Linked DNA regions of Homo sapiens: region 2 is linked to region 1. Evidence: chromatin loops called from intact Hi-C (ENCODE). Cell type or tissue: heart left ventricle. All regions are shown on one strand. Each heading gives the region's core, and the rest is flanking DNA. Links, peaks and the distances in the headings are about the cores only. Region 1 overlaps EXD3 (exonuclease 3'-5' domain containing 3). Region 2 overlaps TOR4A (torsin family 4 member A).

Region 1 (2,890 bases), core at 254-2,753:
TTAAAGAGGATCTTGGAACTCACAGCCCACTCAAGGGACGCAGATAAAAGGCCCCCAGTCTCAGATTTGGGGTTACCATTGGTCTGAGGGGCCGGTTCAGCTGTGCTGGACGTCCCTGGAGGGCCTTGCTGAGCAGCTGGGGGGAGGTGTGGGGGCCGTAGGGGCTGCTGTCTCCCCCAGAGCCCTCTTTTTTTTTTTTTTTTTTTGAGGCAGAGTCTCACTCTATCGCCCAGGCTGGAGTGTAGTGGTGCGATCTCGGCTCACTGCAAGCTCCACCTCCCGGGTTCACGCCATTCACCTGCCTCAGCCTCCGGAGTAGCTGGGACTACAGGCGCCCGCCACCACGCCCGGCAAATTTTTATATTTTTAGTAGAGACGGGGTTTCACCGTGTTAACCAGGATGGTCTCGATCTCCTGACCTCGTGATCCTCCCGCCTCAGCTTCCCAAAGTGCTGGGATTACAGGCGTGAGCGACCATGCCCGGCCCCCCCACCCCAAAGCCCTCTTAAAAGCCCCTTGGGAGCTTTGGGGCACGTGCAGGGCCGGCCAAATGTTGGAGGAGACACATCCAGGCGCCCAGAGGAAGAGTCACTGTTGGGTTTTAGTAAAACACCCACGCAGCGCAGTCGAACGTGAGGAGGAGGGGCTGGGCTTCAGAGCTTTCTGGAGACACAGCAAGGAGGTTGGGCCAGGGAGACCCTTGGAGGCCTGAGGCTGGGAGACCACAGGAGGCATGAGGGTGGGAGATCCCCAGAGGCATGAGGCTGGGGAGACCCCCGGAGGCGTGAGGCTGGAAAACCCCTGGAGGCTTGAGGCTCCGCATTTGTGTGCTGCGGGGCCTGGGGTGTCCATGGTGCCCAAGGGGAAAGCCCCCTCCGGCCTCCCCCCAGACCCTTTGCTGTGCCCCTCCCGCCTCCCGCCTCCCGCGTGTGTCCTTGGGTCCAGCCGGCGCATCCAAGACCTCGAATGCCTGTGGACCCGTGGGCTCCAGTGACGGAAGCACTGGGCACTTCTCCCACTCCAGCTGGGCCGTCTTCAGAACCAGGCCAGGAGCCGCTGCGTTGGGGTTTATGCTTGGATGGTGGACGGCCGTGGGTGTGTCTGGGGGGCCGCACTCTGGGGTCTGGAGCTGCGTCTCCATCCTTCCCTGTCAGGGACCCTCTGAAGGGCCTGCGGGCCACCAGTCACCCTCCCTTAGCCAAGGGATCCCGGGAGATGGGGGCGGGGACGCTGGGTTCTGGGTTGTGGGGCTGGCAGGGCAGAGCCCGAGAGCGGCCAGACCTGCCCTTTGCACGGCACAGAGGCCCCCAGGAAAGGGCCTGCGGTGAGCCGGGGGCAGATGGCCCCTTGGGGGCCAGGACCTCAGGTGGGTGGGCTTCGCGGGGGAGCAGTCACCTCTGCGGTATTTAGGGCAGGCGGACAGAGGTGGAGGGGCCGCCCCGTGTTCGCCGCGGCCGCCGGGCTGGGCTCTGCCTGCAGCGCTGGCCTGGTGGGAAACGGAGACCCAGCCTGGGCGTGCGGGTAGGGGAGGCGCCTGGGACCGACGCGGCTGAGACGGAGGAGGCGCTGCCGGGTTCCACCAGCAGAGGGGCCCAGAGACCGGCCCGGACGCGCGGCGGTCGGCGTGGGGTGCCCGGGACTGGCTGCTCCGCAGGCCGCCCCCGCCCGCCCGCTCCGGTGCCTCTGTGAACGGGCGGGTTTGCTGGCGAGCGTTCTGGCCTCCACCACTCCGGGTGCAGCAGATGCGGGGCCTTCCCGGTCACAGGACCCTGGGACGCTGGGAGGCAGTGTTGGCTCCGCACCTCTCTCGGAGCCTGACGGCCTGGCTGGGGCTGCCCCGTCGGGTCCCCGCAGCGCGCAAGGCCGTCCCCAGCCTGCTGAGGGGGGACGGGCTGCACTCCTGGAAGGGAGGGGTGGGGGCTGAGGAGCGGCCTGGGGTGGGGGTCGGGACACAGACACCCCAGAGGAGGGCTGGGGAGAGGGTCTACCGCCCACTGAGGCTGTGGCCGGGGGAGTACTGAGAGCCCAGGGAAGTTTCCAGAAGCCGCTGGGAGTGCCCGTGGGAATGGAGGTGGTGGTGGGGGACCTGCTGCCTTTATTCATTTGCTCATCAGACACCATCAGCGCCACTAATGCCGCTGCCGTCTGGGGGTCGAGGGGTGCGTTGGTGCAGGAAGCCAAGTCCACCCTCCAGACGGCCACGGGGCACGCCAGGGGCAGGAGTGTTGGCCAAGAGCAGCCGTCGCCTCTGCCGTTTGGGACAAGACAAACAGAGGTGGAGCGGCCTCCTGTCAGGGCCTCCCTGTGCGATGGGGGTGTCACGAGGCTCACCCCGCCCTGGCTGCACTCAGCCCCCAGCTCTCAGCTCCAGATAACTTGCTGCCAGCCACCCTGGTTCTGTGCAGGGGCCTCATTTTTCTTTCTTTTCTTTTTCTTTTTCTTTTCTTTTTCTTTTTTTTTTCCTTTTTCCTTGCCTTTTATTTTCTTTCTTTTCCTTTCCTTTTCTTTTCTTTTCTTTCTTTTCTTTTTCTTTTTTGGAAACAGGGTCTTGCTCTGTCACCCAGGCTAGAATGCAGTGGCCCAATCTTGGGTCACCGCAGCCTTGACCTCCTGGGCTCAAGCGGTCCTCCCACCTCAGCCTCCTGAGTAGCTGGGACTACAGGTGCATGTTACCACGCCCAGCTGATTTTTTTTTTCATAGGATGGGGTCTCACTATGTTGCCCAGGCTGGTCTCAAACTCCTGAGCTCAAGTGATCCTCCCGCCTCGGCCTCCCACAAGGCTGGGATTACAGGCGTGAGCCACCGTGCCCAGCCAGTTTCACGTTTTATTCACTCTTCAGAGCACAGAGGCCTCTGCCTGGCATTGGGGCACGGGCAAGGTGTCTGTGG
Region 2 (2,890 bases), core at 391-2,890, 130 kb after region 1:
TAAATCTACCATAAATCTACAATTAGGGAAAGATTTCAGCATCCTCCTCAATTATTAACAGACCAGACAGACAAGAAACAAACCAAACAGTAGGTCGTCAGATTTGAACCACACAATTTATTAACAAGCATGATTTGTGGCCTCGTTTATTACCAGCCCCCACCCCAGCACTTGGTGCACATTCTCCTTAAGCGCAGAATTTGGCCTCAAGGTAATATTTTAGGAATAAATAAAAAGAGGCCGGGCACGGTGGCTCACACCTGTAATCCCAGCACTTTGGGAGGCCGAGGTGGGCGGATCACGAGGTCAGGAGTTCGTGACTAGCCTGGCCAACATAGTGAATCACCGTCTCTACCAACAATACAAAAAAATTACCCGGGCGTGATGGCGGGCGCCTGTAATCCCAGCTACTCGGGAGGCTGAGGCAGGAGAATCGCTTGAACCCAGGAGGCAGAGGTTGCAGTGAACCGAGATCGTGTCATTGCACTCCAGCCTGGGCAACAAGAGCAAAACTCTGTGTCAAAAAAAAAAGAAAGAAAGAAAGAAAGAGATAAAATTTCCCCTTAGGTCTGGACCTTTTGATACAAGCCGATGCTCAGCGGGTGTTGTTGACTGACAGGTGGATGAATGGCCCACGCTTGCCGGCAGGTGACACCTCCAGGTGGGTGCTCTGTGGGAAGGGGAGCTGACAGTCCTGGGGGTCCTGCCTGGGGAGCAGTGGGCACCCCAACATTCACCCATGCAGGGACTGGCAAACACACCCCCACTCTGCAGCTCTCTCTGTTACCACCTTGAAGCCAACACGAAGGCCAGACCAGAGCTGGGTGTCCCTCTGTGTGGGCTCCTGGGACAGATACTCGCCTGGGAGAGGTGGGGCTCCTTCTCCCAGCTCCTTCCCCTAGCCCTGGGGTTGGGGTGGACAGAGCTGGGCTGAACTCAGCCCTGGTTCCCAGCGCTGGCTAGCCGGTCCTGCACAGCCCCAGGAGGCAAAGGTTTCCTGGTAGCCCCCACCCCCACCCCGTGGAGCCGGACCCCTCCCCAAGACTCCAGGAGCAGCGGGAGTCCTCAGGACCCTCTGGGCAGGACGGGGCAGCCCTCTCGCTAGCGCTCCCGCCCTGGGCCCAGGACCTGCGCGCCGAGCTCGAGCTCCGCGGAGCCGCTGCCATCCGCCCAGAGATCCCAGACTTTCAAGCGGCCTGAATCCCCGTCTCCACTAGACGGCCCTCGCCCCCGACCACAGACACCAACCACCAGGGCGAGAATGGATGCGAGGCGGGGGAGAGAACAGGACACCCTCCGGGAAGCCGCAGGACCTCTGCTCAGGGAACTAGCGGGGCCCCTCCGGGGACACCGGCGCTGGTGGGCGCGGTCTCCGGGCTGAGTTCAGGCCTCGGGGCCGGAGGAGTCCCACTTGCCAGGGGCGCCCGCCGTGTGCGCTCGACTCGGGGCTTCCGGCGCGGCCCCGCCTCCACCTTCGCGGTGCCCCCACCTCGACGGCGCCCCGCACCGGCGTGAAACCTCCTCGCTGCCCTCTGAGCCCCTTTCGGGACTGGTCATCGCCGCCCCTGCGCTCCTCCCGGGCAGGCCCGGGTTGGGACTGCAGCGGGGCCGGCGGCGGGGACAGAGGATCGGGGCGGCCTGGGGGACTCAGGGCCCAGCCGCGCGCTCAGCCCCCGGCGACCACAGAAGCCACCGGCTGGGCCGGGCGCGCCACAAGGCGGCAGCAGCGGGGCTGCCGGGTGCGTCCCAGACACCGGGGCTGTGGGAGGAGGCGAGAACCGTCCCGAGGCAACCGCCGGCCCCGAGGAGACATGGCGCAAAAAACGCCCAAAGCACCTTCCCCTAAAGCCCCCGTGGGCGCGGTGGGCCCATCCACGGGAGGCGTCCAGGAGGGCTTCCGGGAGGCGGCGCGTGGGGAGTGTGGGGTGTGGGGTCGACTGGCGTGGGGAGGGCGCTCTGCGCAGAGGGTGCGGGTGGGCGGAACTCGGGGCACAAAAGGCCCCAGGGAAAGGGAGGTCGCGCAATCGTGGTGACCAGGGGACTGGCCACGGGCTAAGGGTCCCACGTGCGGAGAAGAGGGGGATGGGGAGAGGCCTAGGCACCTCCCGCTTGCCCCGCGGGCTCTCGGTCACCCAGTAAGCCCAAGCCAGGGCTGGCGGGCCCGGGGTTGGGGGGTCCAGGAAGGAGGGGGAGAGGCTGCCTGAGGCGCCTCCGCCTCCGCTCCCCTCCCCTTACTGTCAAGACACTCCAGCCTTGAGCTCCTGAAAACACGACCTGAGTGAGGGGTGGGGTGGGTGGAGAAGGCAGCCAGAGCCCCAGCACTGTCATGGTTGGCTGTGGCCTCCTCCGGGGTCATCTCCAGGGGGGCCGGAATGAGAACCCCACTTCAGCACTGAGCAACACGCGACCACCCCCAAGAGGCGGGGTCACGTCCCAGCTGTGTGACCCCGGGAATTGTTGGCCCTGAGATCATCCTTGTACCATGGGAACCCACCTCTTGGGGCCACAGGGAGAACGCACCAGACCATGCCTGGGACGCCCAGCAGGGCAATGGGCAAGTTTGGGAGGGAGGTGGCTGCTGTCCTGCCGCCCCCAGGGACAGACTCCGGACTCTGAGGCGGGTGTGGACCTGGAAGCAGAGCTCCAAGCTGATCCGCACCCACCAGCCGGGCAGCCACAAATTCACTAGAAACCTCAGGGGCCTGCACCAGCCCACAAGGTCCCTGGTCGCCCTCCTACTGCCGCCATCAACCCAAACGTCCCGTCCTGCGCCTCCACTACAGGAGGTTCACCGTGGCCACCACCTGCTTGCAGCCGGTGACGGCAAACTCGCGGCCAGCCACGCGGTAGAAGCTGAGCTGCGCGGCCAGGTTCTCCGCGCGGGCCTGGT

The links. Hi-C counts contacts between places; a loop is a spot of excess contacts. Peaks named below come from ENCODE experiments on the same cell type or tissue, not always from the same donor. Only the 100,000 strongest peaks of a DNase experiment are listed, where the experiment ranks them.
Region 2: a loop joins it to region 1, with 3 times the contacts of the local background. A loop is called at or near these places in 70 of 110 quality-filtered maps.

The regions. Positions count from the first base shown.
Region 1 is chr9:137,405,863-137,408,752 of GRCh38, reverse strand. All of the region lies in intron 1 of EXD3 (exonuclease 3'-5' domain containing 3), which reads left to right. Among named protein-coding and RNA genes, the nearest start is that of EXD3, 16 kb to the left of the region's middle. RefSeq lists silencers at 1,455-1,814, 1,855-1,934. In heart left ventricle, for the core only: a CTCF peak has its summit at 1,590; DNase peaks (open chromatin) are centred at 972, 1,312, 1,602 and 2,142; H3K4me3 peaks cover 1,607 bases; H3K27ac peaks cover 1,172 bases.
Region 2 is chr9:137,279,849-137,282,738 of GRCh38, reverse strand. TOR4A (torsin family 4 member A) reads right to left here. Exons shown (of 2, transcript NM_017723.3): 2 at 98-2,890. The coding sequence ends at 2,778. Among named protein-coding and RNA genes, the nearest start is that of TOR4A, 3.6 kb to the right of the region's middle. RefSeq lists a silencer at 1,548-1,787. In heart left ventricle, for the core only: a CTCF peak has its summit at 1,710 (motif pointing right); DNase peaks (open chromatin) are centred at 1,748 and 2,120.